Regions from separate parts of the Homo sapiens genome. Here region 2 is linked to region 1. A link is an interaction called in ENCODE POLR2A ChIA-PET data of the cell type or tissue named here. Cell type or tissue: MCF 10A. All regions are shown on one strand.

What was found. Peaks named below come from ENCODE experiments on the same cell type or tissue, not always from the same donor. Only the 100,000 strongest peaks of a DNase experiment are listed, where the experiment ranks them.
Region 2: POLR2A ChIA-PET joins it to region 1 with 10 read pairs; 24 of 35 experiments call an interaction of 5 or more read pairs at or near these places.

What each region holds. Positions count from the first base shown.
Region 1 is chr20:31,734,910-31,742,909 of GRCh38, reverse strand. TPX2 (TPX2 microtubule nucleation factor) reads right to left here and starts at 3,620. Exons shown (of 18, transcript NM_012112.5): 1 at 3,289-3,620; 2 at 263-369. RefSeq lists enhancers at 3,308-3,467, 3,558-3,607. In MCF 10A, no CTCF peak of the experiment used is centred here; a DNase peak (open chromatin) is centred at 3,719.
Region 2 is chr20:31,556,019-31,564,018 of GRCh38, reverse strand. HM13 (histocompatibility minor 13) reads right to left here. Exons shown (of 13, transcript NM_178581.3): 9 at 4,372-4,408; 10 at 2,283-2,385. Among named protein-coding and RNA genes, the nearest start is that of MCTS2, 13 kb to the right of the region's middle. RefSeq lists an enhancer at 2,235-3,434. In MCF 10A, CTCF peaks have their summits at 1,037 (motif pointing left), 3,763 (motif pointing left) and 6,467 (motif pointing left); DNase peaks (open chromatin) are centred at 988, 3,008, 3,738 and 6,468.

The sequences.
Region 1 (8,000 bases):
GGGAAGGTCTTAGAACCAATTCCCCATGGATATCAAGGAATGACTATATAGACATAGAAAAAAATTATAAAGAAATCTATCAAAAGGCTAACCATGGTTTATCTGAGAGGTGGGATAGTGGGTGATTTTATTTTCTTTTTGCTTTTCATAATAAATAAATTTCCTTCCAAAATATGTGTTACTTTATAAAATTACATTAGTCATTTAAACACTTATGAAGCTGATATATTAATGTTCCTTATTCCTATGGTCACTGCCTTACCTGTGGTTTAATCAGTCTATCAGGCCTACAGGTCTGACTCAAAGTTGCAATCTTCTCTTTCACCCCTTTTCTGAAATCTTGAAGTCTGGCAAATATGTATCAAGAACCTGGAAGAAGCAGAAAAGTGATGAAACAGGTTCCAAGTTCTCTGTAGTAAAAAAGGGTTAACAGGCCGGGAGCAGTGGCTCACGCCTATAATCCCAGCACTTTGGGAGGCCAAGGCAGGTGGATCACTTGAGGTCAGGAGTTCAAGACCAGCCTGGCCAACATGGTGAAACCCCATCTCTACTAAAAATACAAAAATTAGCCAGGCATGGTGGTGCACGCCTGCAATCCCAGCTACTCGGGACACTGAGGCAGGAGAATCGCTTGAACCTGGGAAGCGGAAGCTTCAGTGAGCCAAGATTGCGCCAGCCAGTGCACTCCAGCCTGAGCAACACAGTGAGACTGTCTCAAAAAAAAAAAAAAAAAAAGAGCAAACTTTTACTACTTTGTTTTACTAAGTACAAATAACATTATTTTTAATTTCCAAAGTAACCTCTAGATACAATTTTATACTTTTCTCACTGTTCTTTATTCCCCTTTTACCAAGTTTCCCTACACAAACAAAAACGGAAGCCCTCCGCAGTTATCTATCCTTTTTTCACAGAGTACCTTGGGCTGCTGATCTCTACATCTCTGTCTCAAATACAGATCTATTCACAGAATCGCTTGGGTTATGAAATCTCTCTAAGGCCAGGCAAGGTGGCTCACACCTGTAATCCCAGCACTTTGGGAGGCCGAGGCAGGTGGATCACCTGAGATAAGGAGTTTGAGACTAGCCTGGCCAACGTGGTGAAACCCTGTATCTACTAAAAATACAAAAATTAGGCCAGGCACAGTGGCTCACACCTGTAATCCCAGCACTTTGGGAGGCCGAGGCAGGCAGATTACGAGGTCAGGAGATTGAGACCATCCTGGCTAACATGGTGAAACCCCATCTCTATTAAAAATACAAAAAAACTAGCCGGGTGTGGTGGCATGCGCCTGTAGTCCCAGCTACTTGGGAGGCTGAGGCAGGAGAATTGCTTGAACCCAGGAGGCGGAGGTTGCAGTGAGCCGAGAGCGCACCATTGCACTCCAGCCTAGGTAACAAAGTGAGATGCCATCTCAAAAAAAAAATACAAAAATTAGCCGGGTGTGGTGGCAGATCCCTATAATCCCAGCTACTCAAGAGACTGAGGTAGGAGAATTGCTTGAACAGGGGAGGCAGAAGTTGCAGTGAGCTGAAATCGCGCCACTGCACTCCAGCCTGGGCGACAGAGTGAGACTCCGTCTCAAAAAAAAAAAACAAAAACAAAAACAAAAAAAACAACTCTATAGTCAATTTTGCTTCCTAACTTTGCCCATAGCAAAGAAAATTAAGTATGTCAAAGGGCATTTAAATATCCCTCCTCTTTCTCCCAGGAACTCAAAGAGAATTAGGGAAGAGACACAGAAAAAGCTGAAGGAAAATTAACCAGGAGATGTAGATGAGCCCTGAACATCTCCTGGTAACTAAAGAAATGAAATGAAGGACTCTCTCACATAATCCTGGACAAACTTAATTGCAATAAATTAATTTTATCAAGGTTGGAATACACAGATTTATGCATAAGGTTGGCCAAATAAACCCTATTCAGATAATTTGAAAGTCTAAACAAATTTACCAACCTAGTTGAATACAATCCAGTTTTTCATACCCGCAATTTTGTAGTCAATTCAGATAGTGCCTTCCTGCCTACTCAATTCAACAGGTATTTAGTGGGTGATTCCTATGCACTAGGATTGTTTCAGTCCCTGTCTAACCAAACTCTGGTTATCAAGAATTAGACAAGGGTGGCTTTGTGAAGCACAGAAACACAAACTGGCTCTTGAACTCCCTCACCTCTAAATTGTCCAGACACCTAGAATACAAAACAGTAGAGCACCCAGATGGTGTCCTATCTTGCTCTGATTCTCACTTGCCAATTTCAAACCATGTTTTTGTCCCCAAACATACCAAAAAACGTTTGAGTACATCATATATCTGTACACCCATAATATCTCATGCCAATCTGAGCACAGTACCCTCAAAGGTCAACTAAATGGCTGAGTTAGCTGACAGCCACATAATTTTGATCCAAGAATGCCAGCTTAATACTGAACTGACTCACCCAAACCAACCAGGGGGACTCAAGTCTGACGTGGGGGTGATGTAATACACTAAGGCCACAATACAAGAATATCCTTACTACAGCAGCAAGTAGTCCTATTTTTGACAACATTTGATGAGTGAGAGAAATTCAAAGAGAGGCCACAGGATGTCAAGAAAAGGTAAGGGTGAAGCAGGAAGTAAACCAAGAGCTGGTCTTAAAGCAAAATCCAGGAGTCAAAAATCCTCTTCTATCCTAAGTAGGCCTGATTTGGGGGGAGTCCATGTTACTGAACTACTAGAAAATTATATGTGGAAAACCAGACGTTATATGTCAAGAAAATAGGGGGTAAACCAATTCTACATTATAACCTGGTTTGGTTTTCCTTCCCCCCTCCAATCTATAAATGTTGAGAAAGGAAATGAGAAAGGGAATAATATCTGGTGATTCCATACAAAAAGAGAGCTGGACAAATATGGATAACATATAATGAATTTTAAATCCCAAATAGAAGACAACTCCAAGTGGACTTAAACTCTCCCTCAATTATGTTCTCACACCATCTAATTATCTTCCTGTTTTAGACAACAGTTTTGAAATGTACTTATTTGTGACTACCTCTGTTTTCCTCCATCAAACGCCACACTTCCTGAGGGCATGGCTACTGTATCACCCATTTCTCGAAATTTATCTAGATTCTGGGCCTCAGTTTCCTCCTCCTTCCTCCTTCCTCAGTTTCTGTCAAGAGGGACCAAGAATAGCACCAACTACATTGGCTTGGCGAGGAAATTAAATGAGAACGGGCATGCAGGGTGCTTAGTTCAGTCAATGTTTATAACCTGTTAGCATGGTAATAACAATAATTATCGTTACCGTTATTAGCCGACAGCCTCCCGCAACTCTTTTTTTCCTCCGTTTCCCGGACGGACTTCACAGCAAAATCCTGTCGCCAAGAGAAGCGTGGCCCGAAGCCCCTGCTCGCACCCTGCCCCGCCTAGGCGGCGACCGAGCACCGCAACCGCCTCAGAAGCCAGGCCTAGCGGCGCGAACGGCGCTAGGGGCTGGAAGGTGAACTTCAGCCGTTCCAAACTCCGGGAGGAGGGAGACCCGCGCCCTAGCTGCTCCCTCTTTTCTTCCCACGGCTCACCTAGCCTCGCCTCAGATCTGACAACGAAGCGCGAGCCAACCCGCCGCGGGACTCATTCAGTATCGTTGAAATTTTGAACCCAGGCAGCCTAGTCGAATGCACCAATCAGAGCGCCGGGAAAGCAATTCCAGGCTCCCGATTGGCCCTACAGACCGCAGCAATACCGGAAGTCAGAAGGAGGTACCAGCGAACAACGCGGCCCGGAGTTCCTGGGAAGTGTAGTCTCCTGCGCCTGCGTGAGTCCACTGGAACAGCTCTTAGGAGTACGTTATTACAAAGACCGGAGTGCTCTGCTCCAAACTATTTGGGAAAGGTGGTACCAACTGAAGAGGTGGAGAGTCAACCTAGATCACAGAATGGCGCGCATCCTGGACCTCTCCAAGTTTTCAGGGAAGAAAACTCTATTTTTAAAAATTATTCTCGTTATGGTTGTGCATTATCCCTTGAAGGTTCAGGGAGTTCACTTCGTCTTAACATGGAGTCGCCTGCATGCAACATAGACTCGCCCGTAGCGTCCTTCCCAATAGTGCAGGAGTCTTTGAAACCTTTTACCCAGTCCCTGCCCTGATCTTATGAAACCCGCGGTTCGTTGGGAGCTTTATCCGGTTTTATTCCCAACTGCATCCCGGCTTTATGATCCCCATGTCGTAAAAAGAAAACAAAGTCTAGGAGAAGTTGAACAAACATGTCCAAAATCACATAATAAATGGAGAAGATGGGATTCGAATTAAGAAGGTCTGTTCTTTTTATACACCACCGATAATTAATTAGAGGCCGGGCTTCGTGGCGCTCACCTATAATCCCAGCTCCACAGGAGGCTAAAGCAGAAGGATCCCTTGAGACCAAGAGTTCCAGAACAGCGTAGACATCATAACGAGACCACCCCCACCATCTTAATTTTTTTTAATCAATTAGAAAATAGCAGCAACAAGAACAACAAAACAACCCCCTTCATAATACCAGCAAAAGCTAAAGATTCAAAAATTAAGCCTAGGCTGGGTGCGGTAGCTCACGCATGTAATCCCAGCACTTTGGGAGGCCGAGACAGGCAGATCACTTGAGGCGATGAGTTCGAGACCAGCCTGGCCAAAATGTTGAAACCCCCCCCCATCTCTACTAAAAATACAAAAATTAGCCGGGCGTGCTCGCGCGTGCCTGTAATCACAGCTACTTGGGAGGTTGAGGCAGGAGAATCACTTGAACCCAGGAGGCGGAGGTTGCAGTGAGCCAAGATTGCACCACTGCACTCCAGCCTGGGCAACAGAGCGAGACTCTGTCTCAAAACAAAAAAAAAAAGGTCAAGGCAATTCCAATGAAAGTCCCAGTGGGTTCTGTTCTGGAATTTGCCAAGTTAATTCTAAAGTTCCTATGGAAGAGTACAAGTACTGGCATCTTGAATTTTGAAAAAGATTGGGGGATTTATGTACAGATTTTGTACATATTAACATGAAATTATAGTAATTTTTAAAGTATGGTTCAGTTAATTCACACCCATGGGGGTGCAATCGGCAAAATCCAGACAGGAAAACCACAGGACAATTTAGTTCCTTCAAAACATAAACTGCCAGAGTTTGGTTTTGTTTTCTTTTTGTTGTTGTTGTTTTGTTTCATTTTGTTTTTTGAGACGGAGTTTCGTTCTTGTAGCCCAGGCTGGAGTGCAACGGTGTGATCTCAGCTCACTGCAACCTCCGCCTCCCGGTTTCTCCTGCCTCAGCCTCCCAAGTACCCGGGATTAAAAATGCGCCACCACACCCGGCTAATTTTTATATTTTTTGATAGAGACGGGGTTTCACCATGTTGACCAGGCTAGTCTCGAACACCTGACCTCGGGTGATGCCCCCGCCTCACCCTCCCAAGTGCTGGGACTACAGGTGTGAGCCACCACACCTTTTGTTTTCTTTTTTAAGAGTCCTTGTGTTGTAGAGATACATATAGATACGGTAGGGATGAAATTACTCTGGCACTGGCTTCCAAATAATTGGGAGTAGGCAGTGAAGATAAGTAGGTGGGGATTTAGATGAAACAAGATTAGCTACAAATTGATAATTGTTGAACCTGGTGATGGGTTCATGATACATAAATACATACATATACTCTTGTATGAGTTTGAAATTTTCCACAATTAAAATGGGGTGGTTGCCTGGTGCTACTTGGAAGGCTGAGGCAGGAGAATCACTTAAACCCAGGAGGCAGAGGTTGCAGTGAGCCAAGATGGTGCCATTGCACTCCAGCCTGGGCGACAGAGCAAGACTCTACCTCAAAAACAAAGGGATGGGGGAGTGGTAGTTGTTGTGGTGGTTGTTTTGTTATTTTGAGATAGGGTCTTGCTGTCACCCAGGCTGGAGTGCAGTGGCAGGATCACGGCTCACTCCAACCCCAACCTCCCAGACTCAAGTGATCTTCCCACCTCAGCCTCCCACAGTGCTGGGATTACAGGCATGAGCCATGGCACCTTGTCTAAAAAGAGGTATTTTTGGCCTGGCGCGGTGGCTCACGCCTGTAATCCCAGCACTTTGGGAGACCGAGGCGGGTGGATCACGAGGTCAGGAGACTGAGACCATCCTGGCTAACACGGTGAAACCCTGTCTCTACTAAAAATACAAAAAAAATTAGCCGGGCATGGTGGCGGGTGCCTGTAGTCCCAGCTACTTGGGAGGCTGAGGCAGAAGAATGGCATGAACCCGGGAGGCGGAGCTTGCAGTGAGCCAAGATCGCGCCACTGCACTCCAGCCTGGGTGACTGAGCAAGACTCCGTCTCAAAAAAAAAAAAAGTATTTTTGCTGGGCACAGTGACTCATGCCTGTAATCCCAGCACTTTGGGAGGCCAAGGCGGCCAGATCACCTCAGGTCGGGAGTTCCAGACCAGCCTGACCAACATGGAGAAACCCCGTCTCTACTAAAAATAGAAAATTAACCGGGCATGGTGGCAGGCGCCTGTAATCCCAGCTACTCGGGAGTCTGAGGCAGGAGAATCGCTTGAACCCGGGAGGTGGAGGTTGTGGTGAGCCAGGATCGCGCCATTGCACTCCAGCCTGGGCAACAAGAGTGAAACTCCATCTCAAAAATAAATAAATAAATAAAGGTATTTTTAAGTATGGTATTGTCGTAGAAGTTAAAAGTGGGGGAAATCAGTAGAAGAGTTTAAGAGTCCAGAAACACACTCAGCCAGTTATGGTGGCTCATGCCTGTAATCTTAGCACTTTGGAAAGCAGAGGCGGGAAGATTGCTTGAGCCAGGAGTTTGAAATCAGCCTGGACAACATGGCAAGATACAAAAAACTTTTAAAATTAGCCAGGTGAGGTGGTGCGTACCTGTAGTCCCAGCTACTCAAGAAGCTGAGGTATGAGGATCACTTGAGCTTGGGAGGTCAAGGCTGCAGCGAGCCATGATTCTCCAGCCTGGGCGACAGAGCTGGGTCCTGTCTTTAAAAACAAAAACAAAATCCAGAACTCATGTATATCAGAATTTAGTAGGCCAGGCGCAGTGGCTCACGCCTGTAATCCCAGCACTTCAGGAGGCCGGGGGTGGGGGGCGGGGGCAGATCACTTGAGGTCAGGAGTTCGAGACCAGCCTGGGCAACATGGCAAAACCCCTTCTCTACAAAAAATACAAAACTTAATAGGCCTGGCACAGTGGCTCATGCCTGTAATCCCAGCACTTTGGGAGGCTGAGGAGGGGGGGTCACGAGGTCAGGAGTTTGAGACCAGCCTGGCCAACATAATGAAACCCCGTCTCTACAAAAAATACAAAAATTAGCCAGGTATGGTGGTACGCACCTGTAGTCCCAGCTACTCAGGAGGCTGAGGCAGGAGAATCGCTTGAACCCAGGAGGCAGAGGTTGCAGTGAGCCAAGACCATGCCATTGCACTCCATCCTGGGTGACAGAGTGAGACTCTGTCTCAAAAAAAACAAACAAACAAAAACAAAAATTAGCTGGGCATGGTGGTACTCACCTGTAGTCCCAGCTACTCCAGAGGCTGAGGTGGGAAGATCGTCTGAACCTGGAAGGTGGAGGTTGCAGTGAGCTGAAATCAGGCCACTACACTCCAGCCTGGGAGACAGAGCAAGATCCTGTCCCCCAACCCTCCACTAAAAAAAAGAAGAAACAAAACTGGCCATCAAACACATGAAGGTGCTCAGCCTCACTATAATAAAGGAAATTGAAACAAGAAAGTTCCATTTTTCACCCATCAGATTAACCAAAATTAAAAGTTTGATAGTATCAGAAATTTGTAAGGTAACTCAGCAGGTAGGAGTATAGATGGGTGTGGACAACTATTGACAACTATTTTTTTTTTTTTTGAGACAGAGTCTCTGTCTGTCGCTCAGGCTGGCATGTAGTGGCACAATCTCAGCTCACTACAACTTCTGACTCCTGGGTTCAAACAATTCTTGTGCCTCAGCCTCCCTGAGTAGCTGGGATTACAAGCACCTCACA
Region 2 (8,000 bases), 180 kb after region 1:
ACTGCAACCTCCGCCTCTCAGTTCAAGCGATTCTCCTGCCTCAGCCTCCCAAGTAGCTGGGATTACAGGCATTCTCCACCAAGCCCGGCTAATTTTGTGTTTTTAGTAGAGATGGGGTTTCTCCATGTAGGTCAGGCTGGTCTCAAACTCCCGACCTCAGGTGATCCACCCACCTTGGCCTCCCAAAGTGCTGGGATTACAGGTGTGAGCCACCACGCCTGGCCGGAGACTTCATTCTTAACGTAAAGCCAGCCCTTGGCCAGAGAACAAAGAAGTCTTTCCCGCATGCCCTTGATCCTAACATTCAGACTTATTTCTTGCCATCTGTCATAGGTGGGCTGTGATCAATACTGCTTTATGTATATTAAATTATTGAATCTAACAATCCCTAAGTAGGATGGGTGTGGTGGCTCACGCTTGTAATCCCAGCACTTTGGGAGGCTGAGGTGGGCAGGTCAGTTGAGGTCAGGAGTTTGAAACCAGACTGGCCAACATGGTGATACCCTGTCTCTACTAAAAATATAAAAATCAGCTGGGTGTGGTGGTGCACGCCTGTAATCCCAGCTACTTGGGAGGCTGAGGCAGGAGAATTGCTTGAGCCCAGGAGGCGGAGCTCCAATGAGCTGAGATCACACCACTGCACAAAGGCAGAGGTGACCCTTACCTAGACCAATGCTAGCACTGGGACTACCTGTGTGTTGGAGAGCAGGGGACCCCATGGGACAGGGTCCCCTCATGTCCTGGATCCCCTTTCCAAGGATTTTCAGAGAGGTACCCACTTGGATGACTGGGGAGAAGGGCTGGGCTGCTGCTGGGGAGTAACACAGGCCTTGGGGCAGGGTTCAGGAGTTCATTAGTCTGGAGTCCAGATCGCCACCCAGGGCCCAGCCTGATGTAGTGTTCGCGTTCTCTCAGCGCTGCAGTTTTCCGATAAAGGAGAGGACTCCTGTGTGCCAGAGCTCTGAATGGGAGCCTCTTCTCAGTCCAGCCAGGCAGAGGGTGAGGCTGCCACCTTATGGCCACTGGGGGAATTGGCTCTGGGCTTGGACTCCAATAAGGGGCCGGGAGCTGCAGAGACCTCCAAAAGGTCTCTTAACTAGTCCTCCAAACCAGGTCCAGTCACTCTCTGTGACCCTTGCCATACGCATGTTACTCTCACCTTACACGCCATTGAAGCCCTTGAGCAGAAGTGAGAGGCAGTTCCACAATGGTTGTTCTTGGTTTTTCTAATTATGGGCTAGGGGCCTTTTGACCTTCTATAAAGTAATACTGTACTAGGACTAAATGAGTTATTAGCAAAAGAGTTTAGCACAGTGCCTGGCACAGAGTGATTAAAAAAACCCCAGCTTTTGTGATTAATTCAAAGATGGCTCGTCTGTATTTGGGCCCTGGGGAAGGGGAAAGGGGACAGAAGCAGCAAGCCCAGAGTTCCATGGTTACTGGGTGGTGCTGGGATTCACAACAGGGCTCCCTTAGCCCCTGTTCAATGCTGCGTTTCCCATGGCCAGGGCTTGAGAGCCTGGGTGTGGTTTCCATGCTGACCCAGGTTTGAATCCTGGCTTTACCACATACTTGCAGTGTGTCACCTGAACTCCAGTTTCCCCACCTGTTCACAAGGATCCTCATGAGTGCAGAGCCTGACATGTGGAAGTGCTTAACAAACAGGAGCTCTTATTATTTCCAGTAGAAAGTAGGGCAATCCTGTCTGCTCACTTTCCCCTGAATCTTCCCCTCTCCAGGCCACACTGAGGGCTCCCAGTCTTTGTGCTATGTTGCTTCATTCTGTGGCAGCTCAGTACTCCATCCTCATCTTGGTGGGAGAAGGAGGCAGAGCCTGGTCTACTAGGGAGTAGGGGGAGGGACGCCCCAATACCCAACACCCACTCCAATCCTGTTCTTCTCTGCCTGCTTCCCACTACCAAGGCTGAGAAGCCAAATCCTCTTTCCTGGACTCTCCTGTAGCCAGGGTGGCTTTAGGACCCCAGTCTGGCCCATGAGATGCTGAAAGGGTTCTGGGAAAGTTCCTGCCTTCCTGATGAAGGCAGCAGGCATGGCTGTTACGCTTTTCCCTCCTTCTTGCCTCTAACGTGCCCATGCTGCCTAGAGCAGTGGCAGCCATCTTGCAACCACAAATGGAAGGCCAAGAGAATCACAGACATGACTGCTCCAACACCAGTGGGGAGTGCCTATCTCTGGACTGCTTGCATTTACAAATAAATCCCTCTGTAAGTCCCTCTATTTGCAGTGAGGCATTCCTGACACTCTGATACCGTCCTGCCCACCTGAGCATGCTTGAAGATGTGCATGATGAAGATGGTAAGGCCCAGGCCGAAGATGTAGGCTGCAAAGCTGGTGTAGAAGTAGGTGTGGGTATTCTTCTTCAAGCTGCAGGGAAGGTGTGAAGAAAGAGGAGGAGGGTTAGATATAGGGACTGAACTAGTAATACCCCTTCTGAGGGAGCTGGGGAAGACCCTAGAGGTTGTGGGGGGGTGACTGAGCTCTGGGCTGGGAGTCTGGAGGTGGGTGTGCACGCTGATACTGCCCCCAGCTATGTGTCTCTGGACAAGTTGCTTTCCTTCTCTTAGCCTCAGTTTACTCATCTGCAAAATGGGAAAATGAGCTCATCTCCTTGGTAGTTATGAATATCAAATGCTGCAACTTATAACAGTGGCTGTAAGACTTTAGTCAGCATAAAAATCATCTGGAAAGCTTGTGAAAAAATGCAGGATTCTAGGTCCCACCCCCAGGGAGTCTGATCTAATAGCTCTAGAGCAGGGCCCAGGAATCTGCATTTTGAAAAAAACATCTGAGGTGAATCTCATACCGTTGGATCATGCTTTGAGAAACACAGATACAGAAACTGCAAAGATAAGTTACTACTTTTAAGTGCAGTGGACGTAATAGTTCAATAGCCTATTTGTGGTACTAACTAGATGCTGGCTGCATGAATAAATGCCAGTGGCTTCCTGGAGGTGATTCATCCAAGATCAGCTTCAGAACAGATGAATCATATACAGCCCGGCATTGCCATTACGTGACTTCCCTCTCCAATGCCAGCTCCGTAACCTCTGCATGTCCCCAGCACCTGGGATGTGCCCAGCCAGTACTATGGACTCAATTAACATTTGTGGAATGAATGAGTGCTTCTGACCCCCTTCTCTCCTTGTCCTGGGTGCTTCTAAGCCTTCGGCTGCAAGTACCTTGAGAACTCACCTATCTTGAGAACTGGGATACAAGTGACTCCCTTTGGGAATGTTGCACTGATTCTGGAAATCAGCTGAGGAGCTGCTTATGCTGTGAGCCCAGGCTAAAAAATGAGACTCTGTCTCTGAGGGTGCTGGCAGTTGAATCTGTCTCCAGCAAATAGCCTGGGGGCTTCTTATGGGTTTCACTTTGTATTACCTCTGAACAGCCAGGAGTAGAGACGGCTGGCACAGACATCCCTCTACTTACAGACTGGCCAGGTCTCTTCCAAAGGTGACTGTGAGCCCATATGCTCCTAAGGTTTGAAGTGGCACTACACAAATAACCCAGGTGTATGTGAGTGGGAAAAACCTAAGTTTCACATGGAAACTGGATTTCAATGATGCTGGTAGTAAGTTTCTCATTACCACTGTCACTGTTATTACTGCTTTTGCAACTATCAGGCATGAGGAAATCAAGAGAAGTTCACAAACCACCTCAAAGTTAAGTGCAACATTGCCAGCCCTCACAGGGATGACGGGGCATAAAATGATGGAGCTGTTGCTGGCGCCCCCTGCTGACGGCAAGTCCCATTGCATAGGTGCATTAACTTGGATAAGACCTTTCTTGTGTTTTAAACGCTGACCTAAGTTGCCCACCTTCTCCCCCTCGTGCTCACTGTCTACAACAGACTGAAAAATGTCTGAGTAAAGAGAGGGCAGGGAACAGCTAGAGCAGCTGAGACATGGTGACCTGACGCTAGGCTGATAAAAGATGATGATGATGACTGCAACCAGGATTCAACCAAGAGCGACTGAGGTCAGTGTGTGCTCAGCACTCTCTCCAGATTTTCATGGTAGGAACTCTTGTTATTAACTCAAGATGAGAAACCAGAGGCTCAGGAAGGTCAGGCCACTTGTCAAGGTCACACAGTGAGAAAGCACTGTGAGTACCACCAGGCCCTTGTGGGTTTAAATCTCTTGGCCTATGATTCTTAAAACAATTTTTTGACCACAGGCTCTTCAAATACTTAGAACTTCAAGATGCAAAATGCAGATAAAATCAGAATTGCTCTGGCTGCTGTGGGGGTGGAGGGTCTGGTCTCCTGAGGTACCTTCTCTGGGCTCCTGAAGGCCACTGGAGAATCCCTGGAGAAGCCCATGCTGGGGCAGGCCCTCACTCACTCACCTGATGTCAAAGCGCAGCAGCAAGGCAATGAAGATCCCTGTGGGAGAAAGCTGGGGTTAGAGAGTGGCAGGGAAGCAGCAGGGCAGTGAACTAACAGGAGACTGGGTCCTGGTCCCCAACCTGGTGTTCCATCTTGGAGCAATCATTGGAGACCAAGGGTGTGGCCAATACTCTCAAGTGACAGCAGAAAGTCCCATTTCTCTACCTAGAACAATGAGAGGGGCCCAGGATTTTGCTTTGGCCTGGGACTACAATGACCCAGCACCTCACCGCATCATACTATGTCACACCGTGTCTGCCCAAATGCTTATCAAGTGCCTATGTACCAGGCACTATGGGAAATGTAGGAGTAGGCAAAATCGCTGCTCCCACAGAGCTCAGCCAGGGGGACAGGGTAGCCACACTATGACATACCTCAAATAGTCACGGAAATCATTGTGAGATTGTGACTGTTAAAGAGTGCTTCCACTTTGGAAGGCAGAGGTGGGTGGATCACGAGGTCAGGAGTTCCAGACCATCCTGGCCAACATGGCGAAACCTCGTCTCACTAAAAATACAAAAATTAGCCAGACATAGTGGCATGTGCCCGTAGTCCCAGCTACTCGGGAGGCTGAGGCACAAGAATCACTTGAACCCAGGAAGTGGAGGTTGCAGTGAGCCAAGATCGCGCCACTGCATTCCAGCCTGGTGACACAGCGAGACTCTGTCTCAAAAAAACAAAACAAAACAAAACAACAACAAAAAACAAAAGCAAAAATTAGCCAGACGTGGTGGCAGGCACCTGTAGTCCCAGCTACTCGGGAGGCTGAGGCAGGAGAATCGCTTGAACCCAGGAGGCAGAGGTTGCAGTGAGCCGAGATCACGCCACTGCACTCCAGCCTGGACGACAGAGTGAGACTCTGTCTCAAAATACAAAAAACCCCAAAATGAGCTGGGCATGGCAGTGCACGCCTGCAATTCTAGCTATTGGGAGGCTGAGGCAGGAGAATTGTGCTTCCCATGTTGTAAGAAGGTGTAACAGGATGAGACCTAGGCTGGGCAGGGGTGAAGGAGGGGAAAGAAGGAAGGCTTCTTGGAAATGCCACACGCCAGGAGGAGAGAACAGCATGTGCAAAGGTCCTGGAGAAAGAGTGCTCAGGAGATGTGGCAGGGACTGAGGGGTCACTAAGGCAGCTTGCCTACTGGCAGGAGATGAGGAGATAGACCAGCCCTGCAGGGCCCCGAGGACCATGGGGAGGAGTTGGGTCTTTATCCTGAGTGAAGAGACGCACTGGAGGAGTTCTGAGCAGAACAACCTAAACACATTTTGAAAAAGGCCCCTGTGGCAGTGCGTGGCTGGAGGGGGGAGGAGGAGGGGCAAGCAGTGGGCTATTTGAAGGCTCCACAGGAGCACAGGAGAGGGTTACCTCGGTCCACCCACTGCACTCTGAAACTTGAAAACCAAGCCAATTGTAAGCAATGGTTCTGCTAAAAAAGAAAAAAGAAAAAGAAAGAGACATCCCGGAAGCCTAAGCAACCCCAAAACACAGCCAACCAGTCCTGTCCCTGTGCTATACGCACACCCTGTGTGTCGCCTCCCTTACTGGGCTCTGGGCTCTGAGTCTCATTTACTTGAAGGAAGGCGCTGAGAAGCACTGCCTGGCCGGGTGCGGTGGCTCACGCCTGCAATCCCAGCACTTTGGGAGGCCGAGGCAGGCGGATCACCTGAGGTCAGGAGTTCCAAGACCAGCCTGACTAAAATGGTGCAACCCCGTCTCTACTAAAAATACAAAATTAGCTGGGTATGGTGGCACATGCCTGTAATCCCAGCTACTTGGGAGGTTGAGGCAGGAGAATCACTTGAACCTGGGAGGTGGAGGTTGCAGTGAGCTTAGATTGTGCCATTGCACTGCCTGGGCAACAAGAGCAAAACTCCATCTCAAAAAAAAAAAAAAAAAAAAAAAAGAAGCACTGCCTGTCAACTGTCAACATATGATTAATTTTAAAGAGGGAAATGAATTAGTTCTCAATGAATACTCTGTAGGAGTAGGGAGTTGGTTGGGGATAGAGCAGACAACTGCAGTTATTCTGGAATCAAGCTGGGAACTCAGTGCCCCCTGGCGGCTGATTTCTACGAGTGTTCTCCAACTAATCCAGGGGTCAGAGCTCTGCCAGGGATTTTCACTCCTAAAGTGCATCTGGCCTTCCAAACAACGCTCCACTGTGATCAACTTACATTTATTGTGATTGCGGGACTACTGGGGATATATATAGAGGGTGGGGAAAGGACAGATATGCCGAGATGTCCTGTGCCTGTCTCAAGCCTGGAACTTATGACAAGGACACAGGGGAAGTTTGTGTGGGTGAATGACAGACCGTGCCCTTAAGAGTGAGCCAGATGCTTTACAGGACTCCATTTCTTTTGTCTGACAGAGATGCCTTCTACTGGGGAAGCAAGTCTCCCTGCCTCACAGCACTGCAAATTATGAAGACACATGGGTGCAAGCCCATACCCTCGTGGCCTCAGGCAAGTCAAACCTCAGTTTCCTTATCTGTAAAATGGAAATGCCCTCTATCTCACTGGACTGCTGGGAGAAGTAAAGATGACATATAAAAAGTACCTAGCACCATTCTTTTTTTTTTTTTTTTTGAGATGGAGTCTGGCTGTGTGGCCCAGGCTGGAGTGCAGTGGTGCAATCTTGGCTCACTGCAAGCTCCACCTCCCGGGTTCATGCCATTCTCCTGCCTCAGCCTCCCGAGTAGCTGGGACTACACGCGCCCGCCACTACGCCTGGCTAATTTTTGTATTTTTAGTAGAGACGGGGTTTCACCATGTTAGCCAGGATGGTCTCGATCTCCTGACCTCATGATCCACCCGCCTCAGCCTCCCAAAGTGCTGGGATTACAGGCTTAAGCCACCGTGCCCGGCCGGCCACCTAGCACCATTCTTGGTACACGACAGGTGCTTGATAAATGGTAGCTGTTGTGATTACCGTCTTATTACTGCTAGTGCTGCTGTAAGGAGCAGTTCTGACAGCGTAGCCTTTTTTGCAGTTGGACAGTGCTGGTCTGAGTCCTGGCCCTGTTGCTTACTAGTGTGTGAATTTGTATCATTCCCTTTACTTCTGAGCTTCAGTTTCCTCACTGGTAAAACAGGGAAAGCCTCTGTGTCACCTCCATGTGTCACAAAATGCAACTGTCACAAATAGAAGTGCCTGTATCACCCTAGGTGATCAGAATTGCTATAATATCCTACCCTGGAAAGTAAGTCAGCCTTTAATCTGCTGCTTTAAAATAATTCCTCTTCTTTTAAAAAATATAGACGGGGTCGGCCAGGCGTGGTGGCTCATGCCTGTAATCTCAGCACTTTGTGGGGGCCGAGGTAGGTGGATCACCTGAGGTCGGGAGTTTGAGACCAGCCTGACCAACATGAAGAAACTCCATCTCTACTAAATATACAAAATCAGCCGGGCGTGGTGGTGCATGCCTATAATCCCAGCTACTTGGGAGGCTGAGGCAGGAGAATCGAGAATCGCTTGAACCAGGGAGGCAGAGGTTGCAGTGAGCCGAGATCGCGTTATTGCACTCCAGCCTGGGCAAGAGCAAAACTCCGTCTCAAAAAAAAAAAAAAAGGAGAAATAATAATTTTA